Linked DNA regions of Mus musculus: all the other regions are linked to region 3. A link is a loop called in an ENCODE intact Hi-C map of the cell type or tissue named here. Cell type or tissue: left cerebral cortex. All regions are shown on one strand.

Region 1 (8,000 bases), 620 kb after region 3:
CACCCCTCAGCCTTCTACCGCACAATCCCCTGTGTATCTTCTCCTAGATCCATGTTTAATCTCCCTCCACCAAACTCCAAGGGCAAGAATGGGGTCTGATCAGTTCCCACCACCACTGCCGCCTTGGGGTTCAGCAAATATCTGCTATTCCATTTGATTCTTTGCTGAGGCAGAGAGGAAAGCTTCGAAGGAGGGATGATGTGAGCCATGGCCAAGTCATGCCCACAGCACACAGCAAATCCCCCATCAAGAAACTAGTGTCAGGGGAGGAGCATCCAGAAGCATCAGCCAGCCTTCCCACCGCCCAGAAAGGACACAGCCCCCCAGAGCAGAGGAACAGTTCAAAATGGCCACACCCGGCTGTGGCTTCCAGTCCACTGCCTCCACTTCCCAGATTCACGTCCAGAGAGGTAGAGTAAGTCTTCCCCAGTTCACACAGCAAGGGACCAATGGTGTTAGGCAGCCTGGGGCTATCAAAAAAAAAAAAAGTAAAGTGGTAGCAAGTTACTATGAGGTAGGGCAGGACTCTATCTTTTCTTGTCATTATTATAAGATTCAGTGTGATAAACCAGTGCATGGGCACTATGTATAATAAGGGAAAAAAAAAACAGATGACATTTCTGTACATTTTTTTTTCAGTTTTATCTCGAATGGTCTATATGTATCTGTGAGAACATACAAGCCATGACAAGTGCCCAAATGTCAGAGGATAACAACTCTCAGGCTCTGATCTCTCTTCCATTTTGTGGGTCCTGGGTCATCACCTTTGAGGGTGATCACCTTTGCCTGCTGAGCCATCTTTTGTTTTTAACCCGGCATTTGGAGGAAACCAGACCTAGTGAGGCTGTCTTTGGTGTCGTCCTGAAGACACCATGGCCTGTGAGCTGTCCTTCACCTGGCCAGGTCCCCGGAGAACCTGAGAAATGAATAGACACAGGACAGGACAGACATCTCCTTGGGAGGTCAGAAGGTCCCCAGAATCCCTTGAGATTTACGCTCTCCCAGTCTCTTACTTCGCTACCCCAAATATTCCCCCATGCAGGGGGACTTTGGGAAAGTAGACAGCAAATGAACTACCCTGGAGATTGCAGAAAGGGAGCTCTCTCAGAGTAAAGGCTGAGAGTGCATGGGATCCCTGGATCCCAGTGTTCCCTGGTGACTCCAACTTGTTTTGTTAGGGGGTCAAAGAAATAGCTTCAGCCCTTAAAGGGGCGCTCCACCCTCAGGTTCTGCTGTGCCCTGAATTGGCCACCAACCTCCAAATATACACCATGATGTGTCTCTCTGTCTCACTGTCTCTGTCTATCTCTGTCTCTCTCTGTGTGTCCCTCTGTCTGTCTCTGTCACTCTGTCTGTCTCTCTGCTTCTGTGTCTGTCTCTCTGTGTCTGTGTCTGTCTCTCTATCTCTCTGTCTCTGTCTCTGTCTCTCTCTCTCTGTGTGTCTCTTTCTCTCTGTCTCTCTCTCTTTCTCGACGTGTGTGTACTCCTGTGAGGTTTTGCAGTGATGAACCATCATGTGGATATTGGGTACTGAACCCAAGTCTGTGTGATCAGAAAGTGCTCTGAATCACCTGACCACCTCTCCAGGTTTTTGTTTTTGTCTTTTAAAGCTGGGCATGATGGGTTAGGAACATCTCTGTGCTTAACAGCATTTGTTGCTCTTGCAGAAGATCCGGGGTTCAGTTCCTAGCATACACAACATGGCTCACAACCATCACTTATTCCAGTTTCAGGGGCTCCCCTGTGCCCTCTTCTGGCCTGCTTGGGCACTAGGCATGCTCATGGTATACATACGTACAACAGGCAAACATTCATACAGACAAAATAAAATAAATAAACCTAAAAAAAAGTTTGTTTAAAAAAAAAAAAACAAGCCAGGCTTGGTGGTGCACGCCTTTAATCCCAGCACTCAGGGAGGCAGAAACAGGAGGATCTCTGTGAATTCAAGACTAGCCAGGGCTTACACAGTGAAACCAAAAAGAAAAAAAAAAAGAAAGAGAAGGAAAAAAAGGGTGCTTTTTTAAACAATAAAATAGAAGCAAAGTGGTAAATGGATGTTGTGTAGGAGACCTGGTGGCTCCCCAATGGCTCTCAGGAAAGTGGGAGGAGCAGGCAGTGATCCTGTCCTCTATCCAGCTAAGTACTCAGTGGCCTGACCTGGGCAATGGATGGAACCTCCACCACCACAGGTTCAATACAGGCACTTGGTCCAGGGGCTCAGGAGTCACCCCTCCTCACACTGAAGAACCATTGTCCTTGGATTTTATCCCTAAGGGCTTGATCCCAGTGCAGAAATCGCCAATGTCTCTGATCCGGGCAGACAAGACACTGACTCCAAATGCCTCTGGTGCATTTATTGTAATTATTCAGACTTGCCATGTGTCATCCATCCCTAAGGGGACACTCACCTGGTGCCAGACACTGTGGGATCCATCCTCCATCCATATCGATGTGGAGTTAGGAGTTTCTTTTATTAATATGTGTCCCTCCCCACCCCCTTGGTTTCTAAACAGTGTGAGCCTTGGAGAGATTTAGCAACTCAGATAAAGCCACTGGGTTGAGCATTGCTTTCTGATAAAGGTAGCATCAAGGGGGTGCAAATAAGGAACAGGGCAGGTTGATGCTGCCAGAGCCAGGAGTCCAGATCTCATCCTCTTCTGATGCCCACAGTGATGTATAGAAAGCTGAGCTTGAGGCTCAGTGGCAGAACACGTGCCCAGCATGGGCAATGCGCAGAACTGATCCCAGAACTGCCAAAAAGGTAAAGGAATAAAATTAGAAAATTATAATAAGAGCTGAGGGTGGAGAGAGAGAGAGAGAGAGAGAGAGAGAGAGAGAGAGAGAGAGAGACCCAGGAGGCCAGCAGGTGTGCACAAAGACTTGAATCTGATGTCCAGAGCTCCATAAACCAGGCAATGGGGTCATGGCTGTAATCCCAGCACTCAGGAGGCTGAAGAAAGAGGATCAGAAGTTCAAGTTCATCTTCAACTACATAGCAAGTTTAAGGACAGCCAGAGCTATTTGGCGCTCTGCCTCAAAGCATAAAATAGAACCATTGCTTAGTATGGTGGCTCATGCCTGTGGTCCCCACAACTCGGGACAGTGAGTCAGGAGAATCACAACTTCAAAGCCAGCCTCGGCTACATAGTGGGACATTGATGCAGCAACATCAAAATAAAGGCAGTCGGACACATGAATAAGGTGTGGAAATTCATGCTGGTGTGTGGGTCCTCCTGTCAGGCTGTGAGCAGTTGGGGTACAAGGGACAGTGGTCATTCATAGCAACATCTGATGCCTTTAGAACAGTCCCTTGCACACAGTAGGTGCTGGTGCTTTGCATGCATCTTATTGCACACAGTAGGTGCTTGTGCTTTGCATGCATCTTATTGGCCTGCATAAGCCCCACCCCCACATCCAGCCCAGCCCACCTCATGGTTGGAGTCCTATATCACCATGGTTTGTTTAGGACAACAGACAAGAGATGGAAACATATCCTTGTAGAAAATTTTTTATTTTGTTATAAGTAGGTGGTTTGTGGAGCCATGGTGGCCACAGTGAGCCAGAAACCCCTGGGTAGCATCTCAGTTAGGTCAGCCCTAGCTCTGGGTCCAAGCAAGCCTTCGTGGTACACGCATATAGCTCATGAGGAACATCTAGAAAATGGGCAGCCTTTCTCTTTCACCTCTTCTAGGCTCAACAGAGTGAATTCACATGTGCCTGTTCCACTCCTCTTTCTGGAGGAGGGAGAAGGCTTCCGAACAAACCCAGAAACTCCAAGAGCTGGGGAGATGGCTCAGTTAGGAACATGCTTGATGCGTGGGCATGAGGATATGAGTTATATTCCCAACTGCTTGTGTGAAAATAAAAAGATAAATAGATAGATAGATAGATAGATAGATAGATAGATAGATAGATAGATAATTCAAGGCGGCAGTGAGTGTCACGGCAGGCAGATACGGTTACAGGTGATTCCTGGTGATTGCTTGCTGACCAGACAGTCTAGTGGAATCAGTGAGCTCCAACTTCAATGAGAGATCCTGTCTCAAAAAAAAAAAAAAATAGAGCAGAACGTGACTCAGAAAGACACCCGGCACTGACTCTTGGCCTTCACACACATGCACACACACCCACACGTGCGAGCACGCTCCCACACACTGACACAGAATACACAAAGCAATCCATCTGGCATGTGTTGTGCTTCCCAGTTCTCACACAGCATCTCCCCAAGGTTCCCACCACCCTTCCAGGCAGCCACCATTCCTGTCCCATGGGATAGATGAGGGGACAGATTCCTCCCCACAGCATTGAGCTGTTTCTCGCCCTCCACAAATAAAAAACATGGAGGAGCAAAGGAGACTGGTCACTAAACCTGAGCCTCCTGATTACCTCCCTCTGTCCACCCCCTCCCCACCCTCAGCCCCCAGTACTCTGCCTCTCTTCTCCGTTCCCATTTAAGGCTGTGCTACTCACTAGTGAAGCACACCACAGAGCCTAGTGACCACTCTATGAGGATGACACACTCGTCTCCATCTTACAGATGCAGAACCCAAGGTACAGAAAGGATAAGGGGCTGCTCATCTGTGTCACAGGGCTGGTAAGAGGGCACCAGAGTCTATAAACAGGGCATGGATTCTATGTCTGGACTGCTACATTATCCTATATCCAGCTAATAAAAACTGAGTGCAGACACAGTCTCCTAAAGGAGAGGTTTTCAACCTTCCTAATGCTGGGACACTTTAATACAGTTCCTCATGTCATGGTGACCTCCCCTCCCCCAGCCATAAAATTATTTCATTGCTATAGTTGTAAATCACAGTGTAGATATCTGACATGCAGGATATCTGATATGCAAACCCCAGAGGTTGAAAACCACTGCCCTGACCTGTTTAATGCCAATATATTCCTTAATGGCAGTCTCTCCCATTATCACACTCTTACCTATTAGCAAAGAAAGATTTGAGAACCCCAACTCTAACAACAACAACAACAAAAACCCTAAGCCCCAGATTCATGAATCTTATCTGGTTTGATCCCCTGTCTGGTGAGCATTCTCTTGGGGTCCCGAGGAATCTATTCTGTCATCCCTTTCCCAGCCTGGGATCCCACCCAGCCAGCTGCTTCACCATAGACCCAAGAAAAAGGGCAACGGCTATATCCAGTCCCTTCTCAGATCTGCCCATCCATACCTACTCGCTTTCTAAAGCTCTTATTCCCCTGTCTGTGCACTTGTTCATTATACACCCAGTCAACAAGTATGTATTGGACAGCTGTGCTGCAGGTAATGAGTCAAGCATTGGAAAATCCAACAATGAAGAAGACAAGCACACTCTCCCTGGCCTCGTGGAACTGGTGTTATAAGAAAGATAGACAATATGTAGCTAAATATAGCAGGAGGATAATTATACATATTGATAAATGTAACAAAGAGAACAGGTAGGTAGGAAGTGGCTGGGGGTGGACCAGCTCTAATAAACTGATGGGGGAGACTGGCTGGATGGATTGACAGCTGAGCTGAATGACAAAGGCAGGACCAACCCTGCAAGGATTTGAGGGCAGAAGGGGCCATCCAAGTGTGGAAGGTCCGGAGGTGAGAAAACTCGTCAGTGTGAGACACAGCAGGGAAGATGATGTGACTGGTGCAGGATGGGAAGGGGTGGGGGATGTTAGGAGTGAGAGCCAGGAGCCCTCACAAAAGGCCCTGCACAGCAGGGTGGGAAGTATGGATTTTATTCTACATGCAGTGAGGAGTTGTTGGAGGGTCAGAGGTAGAATGACAAGCTTTAATGTATGGTTCTAAAATATAGCCTCAGACATCCTATAGAGAATAGAAGAGAGGGGATGGGAGGTAGGAGAGTCCTGTTAGAAGGCTACTACCATAAAATAGGCTGGGTAGTGTTGGTTGGAGCCAGCATGACCAAGGAAAGGAAAGGGAATGATTGGGAGATGGTCTGGGCACTTGGTGAGCCTTCCTTGCTGATGCATTGAAGCCAAAGCAGAAGAGAAAGGATTAAAGATGACTCCAAGCTGGAGCTCTAAGAGACTGTTCATCCCAGCCTATCAAACACTGACCCAAGCCTGGCAGGAAGGTGATGTGGCTGGCTTTCTCACCACGTTTGTCTCTTGTTTTCAAAGTTAGTGCTTAGCTACACCAACTTCACAAGTCCAGCCCACAGCCCACAGCCCACAGCCCACAGCCCACAATGGTTCAGGAAGCCAAAGAGACGGTGCTAATAAAGAAATAGCACCATAAAGACTTAGTGATGTCTCCAAGAAAACACAGGTCCACATACATGGGCAGGGTAACAAGCACAGAGCTTGGTTGTGTAACTATAGTATTCATCAGCATCTCTGGGACTCAGTTTCCCTGCTCAGTCTCGCTCCTAATCCCAGCACTTGGGAAGCAGAGGCAGGCGGATTTCTGAGTTCGAGGCCAGCCTGGTCTTCAGAGTGAATACCAGGACAGCCAGGGCTACACAGAGAAACCCTGTCTCGAAAGACCAAAAAACCAAAAACAAAACATCGACATCTACACACATACACACACACTCACACACACTCACATACACACACACTGTAACTATACCCTTGTTCTTATTCTTATACAGCCAAGGGCAACTGTCCTGACACCACAAGGTTGTGTATTCTTCGAGGTTAAATGGTCTTAATGACAAAGCCTATAGGGATTGGAATAAGACGATAACAGCCAAGGTCTAGAAAAATTGAAGTGCTATTTGTCCCAAGCCCCTACACAGTCTTCAGTGCAAAGTTCATCACAGAACTTTGAGAGTTCTGGTCCTTCTAATCCCACTCCCTGTGAAGTGAACTTATGGACCTGATTGATACCCTGAAATAGAGAGACTTGGAAGTACTGTGGAGACCAGATGAGGAGGTGACACCAGCGTGGCCACGGTGGTGATATCTCTCTGAGACAACAGAAGGCAAGTATTCAGATCCCTGGGCACTGGCAGAAGTGTTTGGTCCCCAGAATGGAATATGTTGGGGGAGGGGGTTCAATTTCCCCTACACAAACTTATTCAGACATGTTACCACACAGAGAGGACTAGCTGCTTAGTTATGTGCCATGTCAGATACCTGTGTGACACCTAGAATGTCTAGAAAACGAAGCACTGGTTAATCCTTTTGTGTCCGAATTTTCCATAAGAATGGTCTCCTTAATAACTCTGATGAGGGAGACTGCAGAGATGACCCAGCAGTTAAGAGCACTGGCTGCTCTTTCAGAGGACCCTGGTTCAATTCCCAGCACTCACATGGCTCACACCTGACCGTAACTCCAGCTCCATGGCTTCTAGAACTCCCATACAGACACACATTCAGGCAAAACACCAGTGAACATTTAAAATTTTTAAAAATAATAATTTTTTTAAAAACTCTAAAGAGTGTTTGGCAGCAGGCCTTAGGATGTCTGCAAGGGTTATGTTGGCTTCTTGTCCCTCCCTTCTGCCCTCATAAGCCCTATTTCTTCACAGGATAGGAGCCTAGGTCTACACTCCTTCACATGAAGTCTCCCTAACCCTGATATTTCTCTACCCATGAAGATAAAGTGCTCCCCAAATTAACATTTTAAAACTAAACCCTCTGTCTCTTCCCCAGAAAAAATGCATTCGTTGTGTTGGTATTCGTTGTGTTTGGGTTTTATTGTTTTAAATACACGCTTCCATGTCTTTGCCGGGAGTGGAGGGTGAGTGTAATTAAAAGAAACCTTTCCTGTATCCCGTATTTGGGGTGGAAAGAAGAAATTGCTTTTAATCGGCCGATTTGTTCTTCAAGATGGATGGATAGATAGGAGATAGACTAGATAGATAGATAGATAGATAGATAGATAGATAGATAGATAGATAGATAGATAGATAGGATAGACAGATAGGCTTCCATTAAAGACATTGATTCGAAGAAGGCCTCCCAAAAGTGAAATGAACGCAGAGGAGTTCGGGAGCAAAAATGGGATTATAAGGAAGGAGGCTCTAAGAGGGCAGTGCGGT
Region 2 (8,000 bases), 120 kb before region 3:
CCAATTTCACATCATTCTTATTTTCTTACTTGGGAAAGATCTAGAGTAGAGAATGGAAGATACTAAGATACTGTGTGCACCAGAATTTAACTCTAGCCTCTTTGGTGGAAGCCCTCGCTGAAGCCACTCAACAGGTGCAGCTGCTCGCCCTCCTGGGAACTTGTTAATAGCCCCGAGGGTTAGGCACCATAGATGACATATTGTGGAAGATTTAATAGCCACGGAACTCTCCAGTCTATTAACCCCTTAGTTTAGCATGCAACCCAGGAAAAGTGTCCCTCCACTCCTCCAAAACAGGTGGTTTGCCCCAGATAGTAGGCGGTGGAGGAGAAGGGTTCCCCACTCTCTAACTCCCTATGTTTCTTCTCTCTCTTCCCCAGGGCTTGGCTATGTCGCCTTTCGGGAGCCTGTTTCCTTACCCCTACACATACATGGCTGCAGCAGCTGCAGCCTCCACCGCGGCCGCCTCCAGCTCCGTGCACCGCCACCCGTTCCTCAATTTGAACAGCATGCGCCCCAGGCTGCGTTACAGCCCCTATTCCATCCCCGTCCCAGTGCCGGATAGCAGCAGTTTGCTGGCCACAGCTTTACCATCAATGGCTTCCGCCGCGGGGCCCCTAGACGGCAAAGCGGCCGCCCTGGCAGCCAGCCCAGCCTCGGTGGCTGTGGACTCGGGGTCGGAACTGAACAGCCGCTCGTCCACGCTGTCCTCTGGCTCAGTGTCCTTGTCACCCAAACTCTGCTCCGAGAAGGAGGCGGCTACCAGCGAACTGCAGAGTATCCAGCGGCTGGTCAGTGGCTTGGAAGCCAAGCCAGACAGGTCTTGCAGCGGGTCCCCTTAAAAACAAGAAAAACAAAATCGCCCCCTCCCCCAAGGTCTCTCCATTCCAGTTTGGTCAAATCTGCCAGTGCACTTTGTTAGATGTAAAATAAACCACGGGCCTTCCACATGGGGTGACCCCCGCCCTGTCCCTTTCAGTTTTGTCTGGGAGGGAGCACTAAAGCCTTTCCAGAGACTATGCTAGATACCACAGGCCCTGCCACCATGGGCTGTGTAACCAGGCTGCTGTTGCTTTGAAACGCGGGACTGAGGGGGCGGGAGGAGTGGTGGCAAACAGGCTTTTGTGTCTAGAGCGACTTTTGTGCAGGCTGGTATGGAAGTCGGGGCTGAAGAACAAGGTAGCCAGGCCAGCCAGGAGCGCGGGTCTTTGAGAGACTTCACCGGAATCTTTCCCCCTTCGTGTGTTTAGTGGAAACATCCCCCCTCCTAAACAAACTAACAAAACCAATATGGAGGTGGGGGGAGATGAAGTCCTGTGGAACTGTCTATGAAGACTGAAACTCACCAATTGCTGAGTACTTTCGTTGGGGCAGAGAGAAGAGGGGCCTTACCTTGCCCCATCTATATTAAAGGAATCCTGTCTTTTTTTGTTTGTTTGTTTTTAAATATTGTGATGTTTTAAGAGCCGATGCTGGCTTCTTTTTTGCATGTTACAGTTTTCTGGGTTTATTTTGCCCCCCCCCCCTTTTATGGAAAAACAACGGAAGTCCCATTATCCTCAACCTTGCTCAAGGCGGCAACCAGGAGGAAGTGGGGTAAAAGGGGCAGCTATGGGCATGAAACCAACCGAGTTGATTTTTATCTGAGCGCTTGTAGAGGGCTTCGTGTGCCTGTTGGACCATTAGTTCTTTTAACTGTATATGCAATAACAAGGTTTTAAAAGATAATAATAAAGAGGAAACACGACTATTGGACAAAGTATTTATGTAATTATTTGATATCTCTTGTAAATAGGTGGAATATGACTGCTCAGAAAGTTAAACTTTAATTTATTGAATTGTACATAGCTGGATGTAAATAGGAGCGTGTCTGTCAGGTTTTATTCTTGTTTTGCCTTTTGGGTCTTATTTCCAGGTCAGGAGATGGCTAATCCACACTAGCAAGCCTAGGCATCTTTATTCACATCTCCATGCTTTCAAGTAGAGCTGGCTGCAAAGTTTTTTTTTTTTTTTCTGATGGAGGGGGTGGGATCGGGAGTACTCCTAACTATTTTCACCAAAATTGGGGAGGTAATGGCCCTTCCGGGCTCCACTTGAAATTCCCTAAACTCTTGACACCCCCAGAGGGGTTGAGATTGTTGTGTGAGTAGGGGGGGGGGGGGAACGGCCTTGCGGAGGCCACCATAGAACCGTCCTAATTTTTCATAGACTCTGGCATCTTACTAACCCATGTGAGGTTTTCATTGTTCATCTTTATGGTGTTTTGGATTGGTGTACTGAGAGGGACTTGGTTCAAACGACCATGAAAGGCAAAACAAAACAAAAAATTAAAAAAAAAAACAAAAAACAACAACAAAAAAACAAAAAAAAAACCCAAGAAGGAGTATTTTGTGTTTAGTCTTTGATGAGTTTTCTGTAATTCTCCCCCTCTTTAAAAACATCACTGAAATTTCAATAAATTTTTATTGAAATGAGTTTTGAAGTTGTGGTAATGATTTCTTCAAGAGTTGTCTTTCAGAGCCGGATCGAGGATGATCTTCCAGTCTGCTCCCTTCCTCTCTAAATAATAATTAAGACCACCCCCACCCCTCCCAGCAACCTAAAATGAAATGTCACTCAAGTTAAAAGGCTGAAAACAAGTCCCTTGCTCCGGCGAAGGGAGCCACATTTGATTTGAAAATATTTTCCCTTTAATTTAGGGAGCAGAACGGGAGAAGAAAGGGGCCTGATTAGGTTTCCTAAAGAGGAACTTCATATACTTCAGTTTTAATGGGAGAAGATTTTTACCCTGTGTTCAAAGTCGGCTCCCCCCCCCCCCCAGGAATCCGACCGGAAATAAGAGCTAGGAGGGGTTTTCGCTTTTAATTCGTTTTTCCCTTTTCTGACATGGATCACAAAACAAAATAAATAAGGTCCGCTACACCCACGGAATCTAGCACAGGAAAAGGCCAAGCAGACTCCCTTATCCATGGACATTCAGGGCTGTGGGTAAGGCCCAGGAGTGGGCTCCACAGTGACCATGAGAGAGAGGCAAGGTGCTTTCGGAGTCCACATGGAACACCCAAGGCAAAAGGCACCGGGGAAGCTACCATCTCATTTCCCTAACCAGTCCCGAGTCAGTTAGGCAACCTATCTTTTTGAAGTTCAATTTATCTTTGAATCTTTCAAATATATACATATATCAATCAATCAATTAATCAATCAGTGAAGCCTCTGTCCTGTCCTGTCATTCTTCAGTCTCCCCACCCTCCAGGATCCTCTCGGGGGCGTGTGTGTGTGTGTGTGTGTGTGTGTGTGTGTGTGTGTTGTGTTGGAGAGGGGTTACAAGGGAAGGTACTCTAGAGTTAGCCCTTAGGACTTTCTTGCCCTGGGGGCCTTGACTCAAAGACCCAGCTGGAGCCCGCCAGGCGGCTGACTTGCCCCCAACCCCCATCCCGGAGCCCGCCAGCCGGGCCCAACGTCCCTGTCACCTCTTGAATGGAGAGTCATGAGGGGGGCCCCTCCTCTCCCCTCCTGTGTTTGGAAGAGGATCCAGCTCTAGACCTTGGAGGGGTGGGCAAGCCCCCCTTTTCTAGCCCAGGCACGTGGGGACCCGCACTGCTTCTCCCCAGCTGTCTAGGGAGGAGGAGAAAACAACGGGAGAGAGGGGACTGGAGAGTGCTTAAGGGGACATGGGGACGGGAAAGGCCGGTCCTCTTCGGGACCAAAACTCTTCTTCACAGTCCGCCCTGGGAAGGTGGTAGTTGGCTCATGGCCTCCGGCTGCGCGAGCTCCCAAATTGAGGAGAAAATAGCTCGGCTTAAACTGCGGAGAAAGCAGAAACCAAACCAAATCAAACCAAACTTGCTTGGCTTTCTCAGTCGGATTTTTCTTCCCTCTTTCCTCCTCCATCCCCCAAATTTGGGGACAGTGCCCAAACCTGTCCCCGGCCCCTCCTCAGACTCTCTTCTTTTCTTTCCTCTTTCCTTTTAATCTCCGCTGTATCTTATTTATATATAGTGCTGTTAATGTGTAACTCTTGTGGCGCTGATGGACCAGGGGTGACTCGCTCGCAATCTCTCTGAATTTCTGTACCTATTACTCACCTGGCGCCGGTCGCAATCTCGCCGCGGGCTTTATGGTGGTGGTGGCGGCGGCTGCGGAGGCCACTCGGGGCCGGCGCCTGGGTTGGTTGGTTTTTTTTTTTTTTTTTTTTTTTCCCCTTTCCTTTTTTTTTCTCCTTGGCTTCGAGTGCCACCTGTCTGTCTGACCCACGAATGCGCCCTGCCTAACTGCGGCTGGCTAGGCACCCCAGAGCCTTCTGGATTCTGGAACGTGAGGTCTTCACCTCTGCGCCCCTTTCTGGTCGCACCCCCCCCCCACGACCCCAGTCTGACATACCCTCTCCAAAGCCACCCCGCCCCGCCCCCACCTCACTACTGTCAGAAGAAGAGCCAAGTCTTCCATCTATCCCTATGTGGGCCTCAGACGAGATTTCCAAGGGATTTTTGGAAAGTCAAGGAGGGGGACTGTAGTTCCTTATTCTCTCCGTGTGGAAATATGGAGATACAGGAGGAGGTAACCAGGATGGAGGAGTAGCAGATAAAAGGAGACACCCGCACCCCTCCCACACACACACACACCAATCTGCCCACATAGTCTCAACTCAGACCAACTTCGCTTTGTCCAGATTTTTTGTTGTTGTACTATATAAACTCCAAGTTTGGGACTTTTCTTATTTTTCTCCCGGCCGCGTCTACAGGGACAAAGGAAGACCAGAGTTCTTGCAACCACCAGCCCCCCTTGCGACTCCCATCCCCGCAGTGCTGGGGGACCTGCAGGGCTGGAGTGCCTTGGAGATCCGTGGATATAAGGTCATGAATGCTGGTACCGGTTAGAACCCTCCGGGCGCCCGCCCACCAGCCCGCCAGTGGGGAAGATCGGCTCCAGGCTGCGCTGGCGTCTGAGACCGGACGGGAGGGGCTGAGGTCACCTTCGCTGGGCTTTAGAGCTGTGGGTAGAGGCGTCCGGGTTCTTCCTGACCTCCTGGCGCTAATTGCAGGGGCCGAAGGGCGTGCTTGGGCACAGGCAGGGGTCGTGACCCTGCAGTCAGCCCCCCTGCCCCCGGTCTAGGTTGTCCTGTAGTAACTAGCGAGGGGTGTACGGTGTGTAGGCTTGTACAGAGTCTCTCTCTGAACCTGAACTGTCCTAAGATCCACCTATGCATGGGTGAAAGTTTCGAAGTAGGTAGAGGCCTTTCAAAAAATTCCATTCGAGGAAAACCAGAGATCTGACCTTTCCCCTAAGCCAACAGACAGGCTCCTTGAGGCTCTATAAGACCGCTTGTAACCTTGCCGTCAGCACACTTTCTGCCTCGCCGGCTTCTAAACTTGGGCTCTTGGCAGCCAGCCAAGAAAATAGCTATGGGGGAGTATTTGTGTGCCCCCCCCCAGCGTTCCCCCAGGAGTGGCCTAATATTGTCTAGATGAAGCCATAGAAGTCGGTACCTACAAGGAGCGGTGGGATGCTGGTACTCCGAGCCCAGGGGCCCACAGGTGTTAGAAAGCCATGTGTGTGTTTGCGTGTTCTTGTGTGTGCTCCATCTGCGGACGTCCCTTCCAATTTGGATTTAGGAGTTTCATTTGCGAGACAGTTCCGGATGTAAAACGCACTCGGTTGTTTTATAATCAAGATGCGTATAATCAAGAAATATATGTTGCAGATGTGGGTGTTCAAAGCACACAGAATAACCACGATAGAAATTGATGGCGTTGCAAGGGGGGAACGCGTGCGCGCTCTGGCCTGGTGCACTTGGGGAAAGCACCCACGAAGTGACCTCAGTCACTCGCACGATTAACCCTGTAAAGGGCGTTCGATTTTCAGGCCCCGTGGTAGAAAGCGCCAGTACGCAGACGCAGGCAGATTAAAGTCGTTAACCTGAGCTCTGCTGGCGCCCCAGAACACAACCTTTCTTCCTAACTCAGGTGTCCCTACCTGCAGTCCCGGATACAGAGAAATTGTGGGTCGGCTTGGGGATCGGCTGCTTCCATTCTTCAGAGGTCAGGATTGTAATTTTGGTGTGAATCCCATGGTGCAATTGTCAAAGTAGGGCTTTGATTTGGAATCAGGACTTCTTTCTCTCCAGGTGAAGACTTGGAGGTTGAGGCCCTGTGGATGCCAGGTAGAAGGGATTAATTCGTCCTCAACCAAATACTAGAGTGGTTAGTCAAGCAGGCCCAAGGTTTATATCCTGGCTTCCTCTTTCTGGCAGATCAGGGACGAAGCTGAGTGTCCTAGGCTCCCAGGCTCAGATGCCCCTTGGGATCCCCAGAGTCTACAGTTGTTCTCTTTAGCCAGGAGCAAAGGCCTAGAGCTGGACAGACACAGACACAGGCTCTGCAGGTGGGGATTCTGGGAAGATCGTGTTTATACTTTGCTAGTTTGTTCTGTTCCTTTTCTAGAAACCTCTGCAAATGCAGGTTTTGGGTTTTTTTTTTGTTTTTGTTTTTGTTTTTCCTTTCAGGTCCTCTATTTGCATCGCATCGATGTGACTTTAATTGCAAGAGACAGAAAGGGAGTAAAAACCAGGGTTCTGCTGAGAAGCCAGAGATCTTAGACAGAGGACCAGCCCCTGGGCGATTGTAGGCCACACACATTCCCCCACCCCCACCCCCATAAGGTGCAGAGGACCCAAACTGAAGACTTGTCTCCCAGCTTTGGTCTAAGCCTCAGGAATAGGAGACAAAACCAGGGGGACCGGAAAGAATTCTTTAGAACAGGGTACCGACTGATGGTGCCATCTGGTTTTTCACATGCCCCTACCACCAGCTGCACCAGTGCTAGGATCCCAGGCAGCCCAGTATTGGCACTTTTAGAAATTCGATACCCCGGCACTTTGGTTTCCTGCTAATGACCTGGGCTCTGGTTTCGGATTGCTGAGTTGTCTGGTCCCCAGAGCGGTGGTTTGTCCTCCCCAGGACCCCAGAGCCAACCCTGGACTTGTATTCTTTCACACCAGCATTTTTCTTGGCCTCACCAAAGTCTCCAAGTGTCAAGGACACTATGGACACCAAACTGACCCTCGGGTAGACCTTCCTTCCTTCCGGTCACCTTTGTGGGGCTGTCATTCATTTATCTCAGTCCCCAGAACCAGCATCTTGTAGGATTTTTTTTTTTTAAATCTCTCTGTGCCTAGAAGAGGCATTCTTCACCCTGGCAGTAGCTCTAGCTATCTCCCAGTTCTCCCAATCTGGCAGAGAGCCTTGGGAAGAGCAGGTTTGGAAAGACAGTGCCATAACCAAACAACTCAGGAGCCACCACACAGGAAAAGCAACCCCTCTATCGGCCCAGCCCAGCCTGCTCTCCCCAAGGTCAGCTACTCTGAGCTCACTGGCTATTCTATAGGGCTATTTTTTGAGGAGCCCGTGAAAATTACACAGAAAATGTAGTTTACATGTGCACAGCCTTCTGAAAGGGCAGTAGAAGTTCAGATTCTCGGAGATGTGTGATCCTAACCAATGACCTACTCACACACTGCTCAGGGGACAATAACCAATGGGGTTTAGGAACATTTGGACTTAAGATTTAAGATGGTGCCTTCAGCCTGGGGCTTGCCTAGGTTAAATTTAACTTTAGCACACACACACCCCACTCCCCACTTCCCACTTCCCACTCGTAGCGCCTGGTCTTAGCCTGCTTATTTTAAATGGGAAGGCTGAAGGAAGTAGGTGTGTTCGGGCACTGTATAATTAGTTGATTAATCAGTTATATTAACTTATCAGCCGAATGATTATGAGCAGTCATTATCACCCTCAATGAGTTCTCTGTTAATTTCCTGTTGGGAGGGTCACCCTCTCTAGGCTATCCCAGGCAATAAAAAGCAACTACTTTTCATAAAACAAAATTACTTCTCACTAGAGGCCAGGGTGGAAGGTATAGGAAACTGTAGGGGAGGCCCTTTTGTGGGGAGATTTCTGGGGTCCCGGCTTGGGACTGGGTGGAGTGGGGGGGATGTGGCTTCA
Region 3 (8,000 bases):
AGGTCCCTGGGCACTCCAAGGCAGTCATCTGTGACAGCCATCTATGTGACCTTAAACACATCCTTCTAAGAGTTTGCTGGTGTCATCTCCCATGTTCCAAACGCTCCCGCTAATGCAGAAAGATGTCAAGTTGGAGGCCACTGTGAACTCCTAAGATGACACCCCGTCTCCAAACAAAGGTCTGAAGGAAACTGAGTCCCTGAGAGATCCATCCAAGGGTTCAAGATCAGAAGGCCAGCCCCAGACTCAAAGTCACATCACGGCCCTTTGCTTCTTGAGTGGGTATCCCTGATAACCCTCTCACTTGAGTCTAAAATGTGTCCAGAACTGGTTACAGAGAGCTCTAGAGTGCAGGACTGGAGTGTCAGACCCAGCAAAAGGTCAAAAGCTTAGGTGAGTGTATACCCCTCTCCAAAGATTTGGGTCAGCCAAAGGAGCCAGTTTTACATTTCGTTCCATTAGTGGGCTCCATGGGAAACTGTGGATTTTGTTTACAGGAACAAACCAATGTAAACAATTTGTGCACATAGTGTGTCTACACCCACCCTCCACTTGGCCCAAAGATCATAGTCAGTTGGGGAGGGGGAGGTTATATCAGTCCCTGGCTCCCGGACATTGAAGAGGCTTGTCCTCTGGTATACACACACACACACACACACACACACACACCATCGACAGTCCCACACAGCACATTTTGGCTTAGTCCCTCCGACTCTTGGCCCAGCCAAGCATAACCAAGAGAAAAGTTCAAACCCTCAGCAGGAATCTTGAACAGCACCCCAAAACCAAGCCCTCTGAGCCACTAAGTTCCTTCCCTTCCTTGACTCATTCCCACCCCCCACCTTTAGAAGGTCAGCTATAAAAATAAACCATTTTTCCTTGTTAATAAATCTCTGCACTGTGCCCTCTTTAAAGACCCCCCCCTCCAGAAAAAAAAATCACTGCCCCCAGAGCAATCGAGCAGGGAGATTAATCTGGAAGCAGGATTTATGTGGCCCAGACCCCCTCAAACAATTGCAGTTCTGATGCAAAATGAGTTGGAGAAGGGGTGGGGGAGGGGAAGGGTCCCCGGGAACCACAAACACTTTTGTGTAGCTAAACAATGTGGAAACTCTTAAAGACCCTTTTCCAATGACTCTTGCAGCCCTGATGCTTCCCTGTCAGCCTTCTGGAAAGGGAGAGAGATATATTAACTGAAGACAGGATCTAAAATTACTTAGGGGTTTTAAACAGGCATGCAGCGAGGGCTGGGGGTGCAGATAAACTGTCCTGTTTCCTCCTCTTGGTGTATTATTTCCAAGATATTTTACCCTCACCCCAAGTTCTTTCTTTACACCCCCCCCTTCTTTTCTCTCTCTATTTGTTACATTGACTGGTGGTGTAGTGGCCAAAGGCTGGCGGGGAACCAGATATCATCCTTCTAAGATCCCAGTTTGCAGCCTAACCAAGGGCAATTGTCTCTCTGTAATGACACCAAAGCTATGACTTGTCTGGCATGGTTTCTGCCTCTGGTGTGGCCTTTCTTCGGTGTTTTTACATCCCACCTAACTTCTTAGTGATGCTAAGGTCTTAAGTAGGATTACAAGCAAATCCCTTTCCCCCAGGTCCCAGAGTAAACTGACATGGGTGCGGGATGCCCCAGTGGGTGCCAATTACCTGCCTGGGTGCAAATATTCCTATTGGTCTCGCTTTAGATTCCTGACTAGGGAGGAGATGAGGGGACTAACTTCTTCTGGCTGTTGGGAGAACACAGATCTTGGTGAAATTGGGGCCTTGCACGCAGCAGGCATCCTGCTCCACAACAGCTCCATTCAGCCCATCCCAGCATGCACTAGTGCAGTTCCCAAAGCCATATCTGTAAACCGGGTGGGTGGGGGTTGGTACAATGTCAAGCTCAGGAACCTAAGGATTTCGGAGATGTTAGATGTCTCCTGGTTATCATTTAGGGCTGAGTTGAGACACCTGGCAGGTACTGAAAGATTGGCCTGGCCGGCCAGGAAAGAAAGCACCGCTAAAGACTAATTCTTTGGTTGTAAAATTTCAGGTCCTGCCAGGGGCCCTGCAGACCCAGGAGTGACTGGGACAACTCTCTACTACCGGGAGTCCCCAGGATTGGTGGGAGAGACCCCTGGTGACTCTTCCTGCCAGATTCTTGATTTTTCGCCCTGCGCAGTTCTTTAACTTGTCTGTGGTCACAGCTGCAGGCTGGCTCCTGTCCCCAGGAGTCACACAAACTGCTGTTGGGAAGAAAAGCAAAAACAAGGCCAAGCAGGGAGGGGTGGGGGTGGGGGGCTCTGTGGCCAGTCTCTCAGCTTCGCCAAGGCTGCTGTCGCCATCACGGGGAGGGCGCTCAGTAAAACATTTCTGAAGGTGTCTGGGCCTGACTCGGAGCGTGTGAGGCATTCCCTGCGGCCCACGCTGCCGGGCGGACCCCTTGATGGAGTGGGCAGCTTTCATCAGCGCCACTTACGTCACCTTGCAGGGTGCTTACCGCCCCATTTGCGCTCCCCAGACCCTCTCCCTTCCACTGTGGGGACCCCGCTGAACACCCAGGGATTTGCTTCTGGGGACTTGGCTGAGACAAGGGACCACCAGCGCCCACTGGAAATTCCATCTTAAACTCACCGCATTTTTGAATTAAAACAAAAGGAAAAATCCAACTTCTTTAGAATCAACTCCTTTAGAATGGCATGAACTGGCCTCAAGGGCAGGATGGTTTCCCCCTCAGGTATCACTTGAACTCTCTGCCTGAATTTGCCAATTAGCCAATTATCTATAAGTAACGAGGAATTTTCTAAATATTCTGGATTTGCCCCATAGTAAAAATCTAATCTTATGGAAACCTGGGTCTAGATTCTGTTAAGTAGCTCCTTCCTTCAAGACCTTAAAAGTTCCACTCTCTCTTGAAATTTCCAGTTACTTTTTGGTCCTCTGCTCTTTCATCCCAACCCTGGAGCTGGAATGAAGCAGAGATGAGAGGGGAGAAGATGTAGGATGGTGGTACTGGTGGTGGTGAGCATGAAGGTCCTCGGTCACCTTGGTCTCTTCTCAGAACTCTGCAGGATTCAGGGTCCTTTGGTGGCCTGGGGTAGAGACTCTAAGATCACCTAGTGAGAGTTCCCAAGTGGAATTGTCCACAATAGCCCCCAAGATCCAGCGGCTGATCTGTAAATTTAGCTTGGTCCACCCCAACTAAGCCAGGAGGCCTAGGATGATGGAGTGAAGAACCTTCTTGGGTGACACCCTTGCCATCCTCTGATGACAAGTCTAATGCGTACTTTTTCTCTGGAAAGGCCAAAAAAAATTTCTTAAAGAAAAAAAATAAAAGAAAGGTTTAAAAAGCATAAAGGAAGAAGAAATCTCTTCACCCACACTTAGCCATTGTAGGAACCCCAGGCCCAGCTTGACAAACCTGCAATAGCTGAACAAGGGACTGTGGGGATGGGGTTGTTCATTCCTCCCAGTTGAGGGTAGGATTGGATGCTTTTATCTCCAGAGATGCGATTTGTAACCTTTGGGGCCGGGTTATTATTTTTATATTTTTTTATATTATTTTTATTTTTTCTCTTGGACTTTTGGGTCTGTGGTACACTTGTGACACAGACACAAAGTACATTTGTTTGGGGAGTTCCCCCACAAATTGGATACATGGACAGAAAATCTTCAAGCGTCCAGGATAAGGGCTGAAAATACCCCCCACAGGGCTGAGCACTGGTTCTGCTCCCTGTTTTCTGCTGTAAAGCTCTTTTTGGAAATGGGAGAGCTGGAGGGAAGGTTCCAAATCTTCCCTGAAACCACTGGGAACGTTTGAGGCTGGTGGTTTGCATAGGGCATCCTCTGAGGGCAACCGTGACCCCTGGCTTCTGCAGCTGAAGAGCTGATTAAACAAGGGTCCTGGGGTAGCATCTGAGGGTACCACCCTCTGCCTCCTTTAAGATATACAAAGATGGGATGAGGTCAGGAGAGAGGTGAAGGACCCAGTCCTGGGCTCTGTAGCTGTTACAGTTGGGAACCTGGAATACAGTCCAAGTGGCACAAGCTGCATTTATTTGTATGAGCCCTTCTCCTTGGGAAAAGAGATACAGGGCTTTATTGCACCCCAAGGATGCTCCTAACTTTCCAAAGATGAGTCCCTTATTTAGAACCTGTTGCTCAGACATGGATGGAACCTTAGAATTCCTAACTGATCAGATCGGGGCTCTGGAGTCTGAATGTTGGATCTGAACCCTTTGCTTGTTGAGTGACTTTGGGTAAGCAATTTAACACAGTGGTTCTCAGACTGTGGGTCGCAACCCTGTGGGGGGAGGTTTCGAATGACCCTTTCACAGGGTTCACCTAAGACTGTCGGAAAACGCAGATATTTACGATTCATAACAGTAGCAAAATTACAGTTATGAAGTACCAATGAAAATAATTTTATGGAGGGGGTGCTGGTCACCACAACGTGAGGGACTGTATTCAGGGGGCGCAGCCTTAGGAAGGTTGAGAACCACTGCTTTAACCTCTCTGTTCCTATCCAGTGAAGGTGACTTTTAGGAGAAGCTGTGGGGGAGGGCAGGAGGAGTGGAAGGCAGACCAGTTGAATCTTTTCCCTGAGAGCTGGAGATCGGTCCAGGCTGATTTCCCAGCCAGACAGTTGTAGAATGCCGGCTGGCTCTCTCTCTCTTCAACCAGATGGTGAGAATGTAATAAAATAAATCTATATTGCAAGGCGATTCCAGAGCCTGCGGTGTGTGGTACAGGGATATATTCCCCTCTGGGCTGTGTGGGTGGACACCTCCCTTTTATTCGTAGGCTAGTCTCTAGGCTATGAGTTCTAATCCAAGCTATGCCCCATGTTTCTTGCTGGGCGACTTTAGGAAAGAGCCTCCCCATCTCTGTGCACAGCTTAAGAAATGGATACTGCCGCTTGCTTGTTCTTTCGTTGTTAGACTTGAGGTCGACTAAGCGCATAGGTGCGGGGCACATGGGCCAGGGAATGCTATATCGTCCCAGCACGTCGTAACAAACACATAAGCACACCCTAACACAACATACAAATCCTAAAGGAAGGTAAACGCGGTGCGTATAATACCCGATATTACGACGTGTTATATTGTATTATAATTCTGGGCGCACGTGCGCGCTGAGAGACCTGCGGTAGCCAGGATTTGCTTTGCCTCTGTAAGGCCACTCTCTTCCCCAGAGCCTGCGGACTGGAGTGCCCCAGCTTGAGGTTCCCCGCGGTCGAACTTTCTCTTTCACGGGGGGCGGTGGCTCTGCCTCAGGTCTGTTAAAGCCATCGAGGGGAGGTATTTGAAGGCTCTAAACTTTGGAGACGCCCGCCGGGTCCTACCACTTTGGAGAGACTGCTCACAGCCGACCGGACAAGGAAGAAGGCCGTGCATCGTGTGGGAATAAGCTATTTAGCGCGGCTGGCTGACGCGGTGGCAGCCACAATGTGTTGATCTTAACCAAGAGGAAGCTAGAAGGGGCAGAAGATGGGGACCTTAAAGCAACGCTCTTCCACCCTTCCCTTTCGGTTCCGCGTGGAGGGACTGGGATGCCTTCCGCCCGGGAACCTCACAGAGGCTTTGTTTGTTCAGTAAGCGACCGGCAGCGAATAAAAGACTCAGAGCACTTTTCAACGCATCTACCCGTTTGGTAGCAGCGTGGGAGATGCGCGCCGCACCGAATTCAGCGTATGCTGCAAGCAATTCGCCCCGAAGGTCGTGCTCACTGAGGGACTCGCAAACCCCGGAGCCTGGGGCGCACGAGCACGGGATCTTTCCCACGCAGATCACCTCTGGCGCGTGCTGTTTGTACTTTCCAGGCTGTGGATAATTCACACGTGATTGTCTGCGGACAGATCCTTGTTTGCGCGCGCACAGCGATTCGCATGGGTCTCGTCGCTTTCCTATGGGAAGCGCGGTAAAGGCGCCCTTGCGGTTAATGAGTCGGCTCACACCTACTCGCGAGGATCTAGGCTGTGAAAAGCGTTGGGTCTCTACTCGGGAACTCTCTGTAGTTTAAAAGTTCGCCTTTGCTTTTTGCTGTTATTAGGGATTGGGATCTCTCTCTCTCTCTCTCTCTCTCTCTCACACACACACACACACACACACATACACACACTTTTTCTTGCTAGAAAAGAGAGCAGGGCCCCAAGGCAAGCAGCCCACCGTGTTTTGAGCCCTGGGTGCGTGCAGAGTACAGCAAGCGGATTTTCCGCGGTGCGGCATCCCGTTGTCCCTTGGCTCGGGAGGGACTGGTGATTGGGAAGGCAAGAGTGCTGTGTTTGGTTTCTAATTCTTGGCGGCTTTCCACACAGTTATTTGTAGCAGATAAGGAACTTCGGGAGACCCGGAGCCTCGGGGGGCATGAAGTGGGGGGTCCCTCTGCCAGACCCCATGGGTTTTACGGCCTAGGACCTCGGAGGACCGAATCACAGGCAGAATCAAAAATGTGTAAATTATAGATTTGCCTTATAAAACAAACCCTATGTCCGGCGGCTAGAGAACTGATGGCGGGCGTGGAGGGTTGGGGTTTGGAGCTGCCGACCACGAGTTGGTGCGCGGCTGGTTCCCCGGGCTTGGGAAGCTGCCGAACTATAGTGCAGGGAAGCCCAGGCCTGGGGCTCCGTCCCTGACCCGGTGGGCTTGGCGGCTAGACAAAAAGAGGACCTAGCCAAGCGTATCGGCCTAAGACACCCGGACCCTTGGCCCCCAGCCTGCAGCCAAGCCGGCCTTTTAGCTCCGGCTGGCTAATTAAATTTAATCGAAAAATATTGTTTATAAGGATAGCCGGGAGCAAAAATGGTGTTTAAGAGGTCGGGTGTGCGCGCCTCCGATGCCAGGGTTCCCTGAGAAGAATTTAACCAAGGGTTCGGAATGCTTTTCTGATTACCTCTCTCTTTAGCCTTTTGGGAGCCTCTGGTTTTCTGCTGCTGGTTTTGCTCCTGGATCTTTCTCTCTTTCTCTTTTCTTTACCCCCCACCCCAGCCTCCATTTTCTTTCTCATCCCCTTCCTTTCGTGTTTTTTTTTTCTCTCCCCCTTCCCACCCTGCTCGGTTCTTTCCCAGTCTGTGCTCGCTTTTATTTCTTCCTTGTACATACATATTTTAATTTAAACTTCTCCAGTACTGGGAATTAAACCTCACAAATACCAGGCATTTCTGGACTGTCGAGCTGGTATTCTCATTTTTTTCTTTCTTTCCTTGCTCCTTGCTCGTTGTTCGAAGGCACTTCCTCTGCCTCATTTTTTCTTGTCTCCTGTAGGATAGTTCACACTCCTTTTCATTTTCCCATTCAACTGTCTGGTCTTCACTTTGTTGAGCTTAAACTTTCTTGGTTGTGGCAAACCGGACTAGAAGACAGATCCCATTGGCCTGGTGAAATTCAAAAAGAGGAGAAGGCTTTGTAAACTATATCAAGGAGTCTTGTTTTGGGATTACTTCCGTTCTCCCCAGGACAGGAAGTACAAGAGAAAAGAGGGGTACAAAAGTTGACTAAGCAGGCTTTTCCCCCCACCTTTCCCTGCTCCCTGCTTTCCACAGTCGTCTTGGTTGCCCACTTGGAGCCAGGGAAGCTGCCCTTATCAGCTTTGGTCCACCCTGTGAGTGTGCATACCAGCATCCTCGGATACCATCTATCTGCTCCGAGTCCGGGGTTTGCATGAGAAGTTTCAAAGTCAACAAACCACTCAGGATTAAGCTCCTTCTCAGACTGCCTAGTTCCCTTCCTGGATGACAGATTTCTATAATTTTTTTTTTGCCTTTGAATCCAGGGTCTCCCCTTCTCAACAGCTGTCCATCTATTGTCATATTTATTAGGCAAATATAAACCCATAAATACCCGTGAATGAAAAGCCCCGTGATCCGTAATGCGCTGCCGACATTTGTCTAACAGCCTCACTCCTTTAAATTTTGACAAAGAACGTGGGAATGCCACACTGTTGGCCTTTCCCTGTAAGTGATGAGAATATTAACATTTGACCACCGTGCCCCCCAGGAGTAGCCTCCGCCC

Evidence for each region. Hi-C counts contacts between places; a loop is a spot of excess contacts. Peaks named below come from ENCODE experiments on the same cell type or tissue, not always from the same donor. Only the 100,000 strongest peaks of a DNase experiment are listed, where the experiment ranks them.
Region 1: a loop joins it to region 3, with 4 times the contacts of the local background. A loop is called at or near these places in 6 of 42 quality-filtered maps.
Region 2: it touches region 3 in a loop (2.5-fold over the local background); 3 of 42 quality-filtered maps call a loop at or near these places.

What each region holds. Positions count from the first base shown.
Region 1 is chr5:120,416,164-120,424,163 of GRCm38, forward strand. Gm27199 (predicted gene 27199) reads right to left here. Exons shown (of 2, transcript NR_166585.1): 2 at 3,493-4,037. It overlaps Gm31976 (a long non-coding RNA gene), which reads right to left. Exons shown (of 2, transcript XR_878743.1): 2 at 7,631-8,000. Among named protein-coding and RNA genes, the nearest start is that of Gm31976, 12 kb to the right of the region's middle. In left cerebral cortex, no CTCF peak of the experiment used is centred here; DNase peaks (open chromatin) are centred at 3,798 and 4,138.
Region 2 is chr5:119,682,251-119,690,250 of GRCm38, forward strand. Tbx3 (T-box 3) reads left to right here. Exons shown (of 8, transcript NM_011535.3): 8 at 381-2,474. The coding sequence ends at 842. Tbx3os2 (T-box 3, opposite strand 2) reads right to left here. Exons shown (of 3, transcript NR_040416.1): 2 at 5,974-6,147; 3 at 2,838-3,804. Among named protein-coding and RNA genes, the nearest start is that of Tbx3os2, 5.0 kb to the right of the region's middle. In left cerebral cortex, a CTCF peak has its summit at 4,253; DNase peaks (open chromatin) are centred at 2,955 and 3,776; H3K4me3 peaks cover 554 bases.
Region 3 is chr5:119,798,250-119,806,249 of GRCm38, forward strand. It overlaps a transcript of Tbx5 not described here and a transcript of Gm5563 not described here. Among named protein-coding and RNA genes, the nearest start is that of Gm42017, 15 kb to the left of the region's middle. In left cerebral cortex, no CTCF peak of the experiment used is centred here; DNase peaks (open chromatin) are centred at 4,728, 5,807 and 6,576.